Regions from separate parts of the Homo sapiens genome. Here all the other regions are linked to region 3. The links are chromatin contacts, found by Hi-C in ENCODE. All regions are on one chromosome and are shown on one strand. Each heading gives the region's core, a stretch centred on a gene start or an enhancer-like site at or near the end of the contact. The rest is flanking DNA. Distances are from core to core; before and after follow the strand shown.

What was found. A loop is a pair of places that touch in the nucleus more often than their neighbours do. Pooled maps may share reads with other maps.
Region 1: a loop to region 3 is called in a map of IMR-90, with 20 times the contacts of the local background. The contact joins two enhancer-like sites. A Hi-C loop is called at or near these places in 19 of 168 maps with a recorded cell type or tissue (A673, HCT116, IMR-90 and 12 more), 2 of 37 single-sample maps with no recorded cell type and 30 of 50 pooled maps.
Region 2: a loop to region 3 is called in a map of heart right ventricle, with 6 times the contacts of the local background. The contact joins two enhancer-like sites. A Hi-C loop is called at or near these places in 1 of 168 maps with a recorded cell type or tissue (heart right ventricle) and 11 of 50 pooled maps.

The regions. Positions count from the first base shown.
Region 1 is chr4:156,474,983-156,477,779 of GRCh38, reverse strand. No RefSeq gene overlaps it. Among named protein-coding and RNA genes, the nearest start is that of LINC02272, 170 kb to the left of the region's middle. Within about 2 kb of position 1,364, at least 3 of the 41 ENCODE cell types and tissues checked have a DNase peak (open chromatin) inside an H3K27ac peak, as active enhancers do.
Region 2 is chr4:156,593,214-156,596,094 of GRCh38, reverse strand. No RefSeq gene overlaps it. Among named protein-coding and RNA genes, the nearest start is that of LINC02272, 48 kb to the left of the region's middle. Within about 2 kb of position 1,279, at least 3 of the 41 ENCODE cell types and tissues checked have a DNase peak (open chromatin) inside an H3K27ac peak, as active enhancers do.
Region 3 is chr4:157,977,482-157,980,334 of GRCh38, reverse strand. The region is part of intron 2 of LOC105377509 (a long non-coding RNA gene); the gene reads left to right. Among named protein-coding and RNA genes, the nearest start is that of GASK1B-AS1, 190 kb to the left of the region's middle. Within about 2 kb of position 1,459, at least 2 of the 41 ENCODE cell types and tissues checked have a DNase peak (open chromatin) inside an H3K27ac peak, as active enhancers do.

The DNA of each region.
Region 1 (2,797 bases), core at 115-2,614, 1.5 Mb after region 3:
TTTATTAAACAAACAGGAAGATAATTTGCAACGAAACATAAAAACTATAGCTTTTATAAATCTTTCAGAAAAAGTCAAACACTGTGCTAGCATTGGGCAAATGAAAATAGTCAATTCATGTAAAAGATATAAAGATAGCTAACAAACTTGTGAAAATGTGTTCAACTGCTTCCTAATTGAGGAAATGACAAGAGAGTAAGTTTTTTTAAACCAAGTTTTATAAGTCAAGATAAAAAAGATTGACATTGCTCAGAGGTATCAAGAACATGGGACAATTGGGTCTCCATTTTTTGGTAAAAATCTAAATTGTTATAATAATTTTTAGAGGAGTATGTGGTGATATATAGCTAAACATATGAATGAGTAGTTGAAATATGTGACCATAAGTCAGGAAACCTCCTTTTACCTTTCTTGGGGTGATGTTGAACGACTTAGGCACCAGAGCAGCTTGGACTACAGGTGTGAGCCATCATGCCTCACAAAGTTTTAAAATTTTCTGGAAGAGACAAGTTCTCATTTTGTTGCCCCGGCTGGTCTCGAACTCCTGGCCCAAGCGATCTTCCCACCTTGGCCTCTCAAAGTGTTGGGATTACAGGTGTGACCCACTGCACCCAGTCAGGTGTAGTCCCTTAAATCAACTTTTTTTTGTACAATGGAGTCTCACCAGCCATTAATGAGACGAAATCAAAGATTCATCCCCACACAGAATCCCTAGATAGGTAAGGAATTCCTTTCTATATGTCTCAAGTCCATCTTATTTCGATTTTTAACTTTTGTTTCTTTAATACAAGCCGCCAACTTCTAGCTTGTAACTGGTTTTCCAAGAACCACCTTTGTCCACTAAAAATTCCTTTTGCATCCTAAACAGAATAATCTTTCTCAAAGTGCAAATCTGCACCTTAGAATATTCAACACTTTTCCCTCCCTCATCCTTCTCTTGCTTGGAAACATTCATCGGCTTCCTCTTGCTCTTAGGATAAAGACCAAAAAGCAAAGACCGAAATCCTTGACATGACTTATTGACTACCATTTCAGCCTTTTCCACCACATTGTCTTCACCATCTGTTTGATGAGACCTGAACCTCTTCAGTTACTGGAGCTCATGATACTGTCTTCCTGACAGGCTCCAGACTTGATCTCTCTCTGTTCTCTATTTGATTGGTTAGTATTACTCATTGACCATACCCTAGCTCTGCCCTGGCTAACTCAGGAAATTCTTCTCTAGTCATGGGTAAAATTCCCAATTAAATAAGCATTTGTAGCACTGTGGTGTGTTTCTCTTTCTTAGCACTAACCACATTGGAATGTTATGTCTTACTTGCGTGGTTGATTCATGTCTCTCTCACTCACTAGAGACTAAGCTGCATGAGTACGTGAATCATGTCTGGTTTTCTCTCTATTATGGGATCATATTTGAAAAAAGCTCTCTGAATGAAGGAGTAAAACATTGATCTGTTTTCTACACATGATGATGGGCTGGGAGCAATGTAAGTAGGCATGAGGGAATTTCCATCTAAGTTTATGATAGAGGTTTAAGTGTCCCCACATTACCAGTGATTAAAGAAGAGAGAAGCAAAGTGTCAGGTTAATATCACCTTTTTCTTAACCTTTATCTGGCCCCATTTTAATGAGGTCTTTCCAAGCCATTTTCATGACTTATGCACCATGGTTAAAGTTACCCTTTTTCAGATGAGTTGTACCCAATGTGGGAGAAGACAAAGTGGGATACTTGGTGCCAAGTTTAAACTGATTTGGGTGAGACTATAGTTCCATAGTCTATGTTAACTTTCGGCCTAGAACGCTTTGCAAATTCAGCATAAAATAGCTATACCAAGCATGTTTGGAGTTTTCTTGAGCCATGTACTGGTGCGATATAATCTATTAGTTTGATGAAATAAATGGAAATAACTTTTAAAGGGAAAATGCTTTTTATAAGTATGGCTATCTGTCAACTTCGTTGTTTTTCCTTATAACTCTCTCTGAATATAAGAGAGCAGTACCGATTGTATATTTTCTCTCACTATCTTCCCAAGACTAGCAATCTAATTCAATTCACTGAGGTTGAGTCCACTAGAAATTTTGTTTGTTGTCTTCATGCTTTTATTCTAAAGATAATTTAAAAATTACAAAACAGATCTGGAAAATGTCTAATGATGTAGTTTGCTGAGTATAAAGAAGTATTAAATTAGGCTAAAAGTCAGGAGCTTTCATTATGTATTCAACATACTGAATATGATATGGTGTTTGGTATCTGCTGCCAGAGTATTGCTTCTAGACAGGCTAATCTGTACTCCAAGAATGACACCCTGTGGCTGAATAGATCAATAGCAGAAAGCTCATTTATCATTCTCTTCTTTGTCTTTTAAAAAAATAGTCATTGCAAAATGGGATTTATATACAATTCACTTTAATAAAAAATTATTTTATGACAAAGCCCCTTAAATGTTTAAAATGGATTGAAAAGGGCTAGCATGAATAAAGAAAACATTTCAATATTTATTGCTCAATGTATGTGCTATATATGAGCTATGTCAACATATATCATTAACACATAGCAATAATTTGTTACACAAGTAGGTAGGGATTTTTCTCTTAAAAATAGTTCATAACATTTCATTGTGTTTAAAACTTGAGGAGTGTATTCATTTCTGTTGTTTTAACTGGAGCCTCAAGGCAACACTGAATAATCTCTAATAGCTATGTTAATATTTCTATGTTTTACAATTATAGAAATGCAAGGTAAATGAGGGTTAAAAGAATTTTCGTTTTCTTTCTTTTTCTTTTTGAGACAGAGTCT
Region 2 (2,881 bases), core at 30-2,529, 1.4 Mb after region 3:
CCATCCCCATCTAGGCTGATATTTGTGCAGTGCAATAGTTGTTTTCTCATTAAGAAGAGGAAACAATGAGAGTGATGGAGGAAAAGTCAATGAAAAGCATGCCCTGCTTTGCGTTAAAAAAAATTTCTGGTAAAAATGTCAGTATACAACACATAAAAATTTCATTGACCTGATTCTACTCTTTCCTACTTTTGTTCCCACCCTACCAATAATCCTGTTTTGGAAGAAGGCTGCTTTACATAAACTCTAAATCTTATTTTCTTATGAGTGTTTTCTCGTGAGTCTTCTCACTCCTTTCTTTTGCTTCATTGATTTTGTAGAAAGGCTGCTTCAGAAATCAGCCACCTGCTCAGATTGCCTAGATGATAAAATTAAGCTCTCAACTGGTGTGAGCAGAAGTTTCAATAAAAAAATTCAATTCAGAATTCTACTCAAAGGTATATTGAGTTTAGACCATGGGATATGCTTTAGCTTCAGAACTAATTGCTTCTCAGGGAATCAATTATGTTAGGTTGATCAAATGTGACTGTAGGGGGACATGTATGTTTATTGACCAAGAGTTATATGGCAGGCACAATACTAGCTGCCAAAATAATGGGAATGGCTCACATTTATATTGTGATTACAGTGTACGGTCATGTTCTAAGCACATTGATCCTTACTACAAATCAGAGAAAATGTTGCTGTTGCTTTTTCTATTTTGTAGATGAGGAAACAGAGAGGGGTTAAAACATCTTTACCAGGACACACAGCTGTATGTAGCAGGACTGGGGTTTATACCTAGCATTTTGGCTCCAGAATTTATGCTCTTAATCACTCTACTGTGGTGTGTTTGTGTGTGTGTATGTGTGTTCGTGGGTGTGTATGTATTTTGCAAACAGTTTTATGAATCATTGTTTGAAAGAGGATATTTATTTTTGCCCCTGTTCAGTTATTTTCTGTTACCAACTGTATTACAGTCAGTACAGACTGTTTTGGTGTGCAACACATTACATCAAATCTTACTGGTTTGAAAAAAATGAATATTTCTGATCAGATCATTTCTCTGAGTTAAGAATCAGAGCACACCTACCTCGCTGGGTTTTCTGCCTCAAAGTTTCTTATAGTGCTGCAGTTTAAGTGTTGGCAGGAGCTTCAGTCTTATCTGAAGACGTAACTGGGAGAGGATCCTTCCAAACTCATTCTTGGTGGTTGTCAGGCTTCAGTTCCTCACAGGCTGTTGTTCTGAGGGCCTCAGTCTCTTGCTGGCTGCTGGCCAGGGTCCTCCTTCTGGTACTTGCCATGTGGGCTCCCCGTAGGCAGCTCACAACATGTCAGCTGGCATAAAGTATGATTTATTACAGCAGATATAAAATGTTTGTGTAGAATAAACCTGTTTTACTAAAATAGGTTAATTCTGTGGTGTTTATTCATTTGAACATAATTTGTATATTTTAAAGGCCCATGCAGTCATCTGTTTGGTAAAGGTGTTAGAAGGTAGTGTTTACTAGCAACATGCATGTTTAGAAAGTCTTTTCTTAGTCTTCAAGTAGCAGAGTCTACACTGTAGACCACACAACAGGTGTGAAATCAGCCTTTGTTAACTAACTGAATTTCTCAATCAAAACAAATCAATTCCACTGTATTTTAGATTATAAGTGAGTTATAGTCGGTAAGGATAAAGATTATTTCTTTATTTGTTTACATTTATATATATATAGGTTAAATACATAATTAAAAGGAAATATTTAAAGTTCTGACTCTTTCAAGTATTCAAGCATTGCTAATGTGCTTTAACCTTATTCATCCTGCACTCTAGATACATTTTTTTTTAAAAAAAAATGTTTTTTGTGTGTGTGTGATCACAGCATAGCCATTTATAAAAATAAGTTTCCAACTTTCCAGAGAACACAGGTGACAAGTGTTATTTGATGTATAAAGTAAGAGTATCATCAAGATGTTTACCTTCTTTCATTTATTGAGAATTTCTATGGATGAAGATTTATGCTCAGCTCTGTGGAGGATTCAAAAATAAATCCAGTCTCTGCCTCGTGGAAAGATTTAGAGCATTGAAATCAGAGAAACACAAAGTAATGTACTATAATTTCTCTGGGCTTCAGTTTTCTCATCTGTGTAACAAAACAACATTAATACTAATTTAATGTTTTATAAAACACTTAAGCTACATAATATATGTGATGTTTCTTGAACGTAATGAAGGTTTAATAAACACAACTGCTCACCTTGCATCTCTATGGCCATGTCTACTTGTCACTATAGGAGCTAGTAGGGGAGAGAGGACAATGGCTCAGATAATTGAAGCACAAGGTAGAGAGTGGCAAATGCCATATGAAAAGTAGATAAATTAGGAGTTTAGAAAATGAAGATATGTTTTTTTGGAATTGTTTCAAGATGATGGACTGAGCATATTACACAGACTCTGGCTCCCCCAATAGACCTTTAGAAAATATGGAAAATATATTGTTTGTGGAAAGTTAAGTTAAAAATGAGTTTAAAATAATTTGGATTGTTGTAAAGGATAGATTTTTTTTTCTGTATCTTTTGTAAGTTTGAGTTTCTGCCTATCCTGTGGGAAGGAGTCTTCATATTGATGGTCACTCTAATTCTGTCTTGGATGACTTAATAAAGTTTTCCTCCTAGCTCCAAAACAAGGTATAAGGACTGTAAATATTTATTGCAAAAATGAGAAAAATAAAAATAACACAGTAAATGCCAAACAAGTAAAACAAATATATAATTTTGCGTCTAGATAATTTATAAACTCCATATAATTAGAAATAAAAATATTGACCTCTGAATAGACAACCCATGGATTGGGAGAAAATATTTGCAAAGCATACGTCTGATAAGGGCTAATATCAAAAATATATCAGGAATTCAA
Region 3 (2,853 bases), core at 210-2,709:
CCAGCAGATGAGAGGGCCAACCTGCTCAGAAGCCATGGGCTAACATCATGGGGTCACTCTGCAGCAGAGGCCAGAGAGGATAGTGATGATAATCATGGGTTTCTACTTCCCAGGGATGGTGGCTTCTCAGAAAACATGTCAGAATTTATGAAAGTGTGGCTGTATCATTAATGGAGAGATGGTGGTGATGTTTGTGAGCACTCCATTTCTGGGGACAGGTGACATGGTCTTGAATGAGAAATGGTCCCTCCTGTCATGTATATCTCAAGTCAGCTGAACATGGATCAATGCAGTTACAGAAATATGGATAACCTACAAAGCTCACCATACTCTAGCCCTGCCTCCCCCATTTACCCCCATCTTTTCAAGCTCATCTGGTACTTAAAGTGTATAAGATGAAAATTTATATCGCTTACAATAGAGCACTGATTTATATAGATGTAATTCACATTGCTTATAATTGGGTGGTGCTTTATGTTACGTACTGTTAAAGCATCAATTCTAGGGTCTTTTACCCTAGAGTAATGCAATGTTTTCATAAAGAATATTTTAATGTAGAACAGTAAAATGAATTAAATGACCATGGTTGGTGATAGTTTGTAATCGGCTTTTCTCTTTGTCTTAGTATTTTGATACTTTAAAAACGTCCAGAGGAAGAAAGAGAGGAAACTGTTTGCTATTAGAGTATTTAAATAGTAAGATCTGAGAGTTGCTAACCAGGGTGACCATATAATTTATCAAACAAACCAATTTCCTTTGAAAACAAAAAGAGGGTGCTGCTAAAAACCTCACCAAAAGAATTTTAAGCTGGTCTCTCTTTTATAAAGTGGAGTATATTATTCTTATCCTTTGTCTTTTGGTTTTCTGGTTACTTTTACAGAAATAATCAGTACACAAATATGAGGGTTTTTTGTTTTTTTTTTTTTGTAGAGAAGTGACCGATGGTCTTTAAAATTTTACCCAGGGATTGCATTCACAGACTGTCCAACCTAATGCCTAGATTTAATATGTCAGCTGAAATTTTTGTGGGGAGGAATTTGAAATTACTACAAGCAATGCAATTTTGTAATTAATTATGGATTTTAAATACCCACATTCTACAAGTCCTTCTTTTGCTAAATAAAATTAGGTTGTCTGTTGAAAGAAGGAAGAAAGGCAGGGAGGGAATATGGAAAGCAGTAAAAAACAAAGCATACAATAAAATTTTTCAGGTACTTTTAAATGGTTCAGGCAGAAAGCATATAAAATTTGGCTAAATTCAGAGCCTATGTTTTCTCATGGTGAGAGAAAAATCACTGTGTTAGCAGCAGGAATATCCCTAGTCTCTCAGTGAAGCGTAAAATGGTGTCTTGCTTTGCGGATGATGGAAGCTTCCAGATATTTAGCTCTCAGCCACTAGAGGGCAATGGAGTATAGGGAAGAAAACAGTCTTTAACAAAGAACATTCTCTTACCCACGCGCACGCCCCCACCGCCCCCATTAGCCACTCACTGTTAAAAAGAGAAAGATAAAAGCCATAGAGACAATCAGGATAGAAGAAAACACATTATAGTGCGAATACACATTTCATTTCAGTAATAAGGTGAGGGAAAAAAGGAAGGATTGTTTCAACATGCCCCAAAACTGAATTGAAATGGAAATTCTTGCATTTTATAGAGTGACTTATAGGGACAGAAACAAATTATTTAAGTCGGCAATTTTAAGAAGTTTTTTTTTTTCTACTTTTTGGAAATGCTCAACAGTGCAAAATGAATTTCTGAAAATCTACAAAAAATTGAGAAAATATAAATAAATAGTTAAGTGGTTTGCAATCACTGATTTCCAATCACGTAGTTCCAACCTTTTGAATTATTTCCTCTGTTACTTTTTGCTATAATAAGAGTCTAGGTATGGGGTTCAGATAATTGAAGGATTTTTTTTTTTCCTTTTTCCCTGATGAATAGTTCAGAGATCTAATTATTTTCCTTTTGAACAAGTCATTGATAGCAACAGAGTTTCTACTGTTTTAAGTGATTTTGTTTTAATTCACCACATAAAACAAGATGAAGTCATATATCTTAATAAAAATGCTTTATTTCCTTTTCTGTTTTTTCCCAAGGTACAAGTCATTTTTTTTGTAACTGATATGTTATGCTGTATCACCCTTAAAATTCAGAAATTTCCCAGTTTCTAAATGTATATTTAGCATCAAGACTTGCATTTTTTAGTACAGCATATGTCTGAGAAAACTATAAAGATGACTTTTTTTACGGCTTACAAAGGAATCTGGTGAAAAGACTTGTATTGTTAGAAATAAATAGCAGCTCCTATTATTAGTATTTAAACTATTTATATGTTTGCAGTTTTAATTCAGTCATTACTTAAAAATTAAGATACTGCTGGACATTACTGAAAAAATGTATTAGAAAAATTTTCCAGAATGTTTAAAATTTAAGAAGAAGCAAGAATAAAAAGGAATTTGACTCTATGGGCTCCTTGTTTTAAGTCAAGGCTGTATTCTTCAAAAGATGTCTGTCAATTGATTTTTTTGTGAATGAAGTCATATTTTTTACTGACTTTTATGAAAATTTTAGAGATGTTTATCTTTATTGTTTGCCAGTGATTCCTAACATTTAGCTCCAAGGTTTTTCTGCCTGGCAAGTAAACAATCTAAAAACAGTCCCATGAACCAAACAGTTAATTTTTTTTTGTAAAGAATCCTGTGGAAAATTACTTTCAAAGTAAAGAATCATTTGGCAATATATAAAAACAAATCCTAATTTATCTTTCTGTAAAATGTGACTCTCAATCGTAGTTTTCTGGAAATATTTTCTACCTCTCCCGTGTGTTTTTCAATCAAGAATCATGCTGACT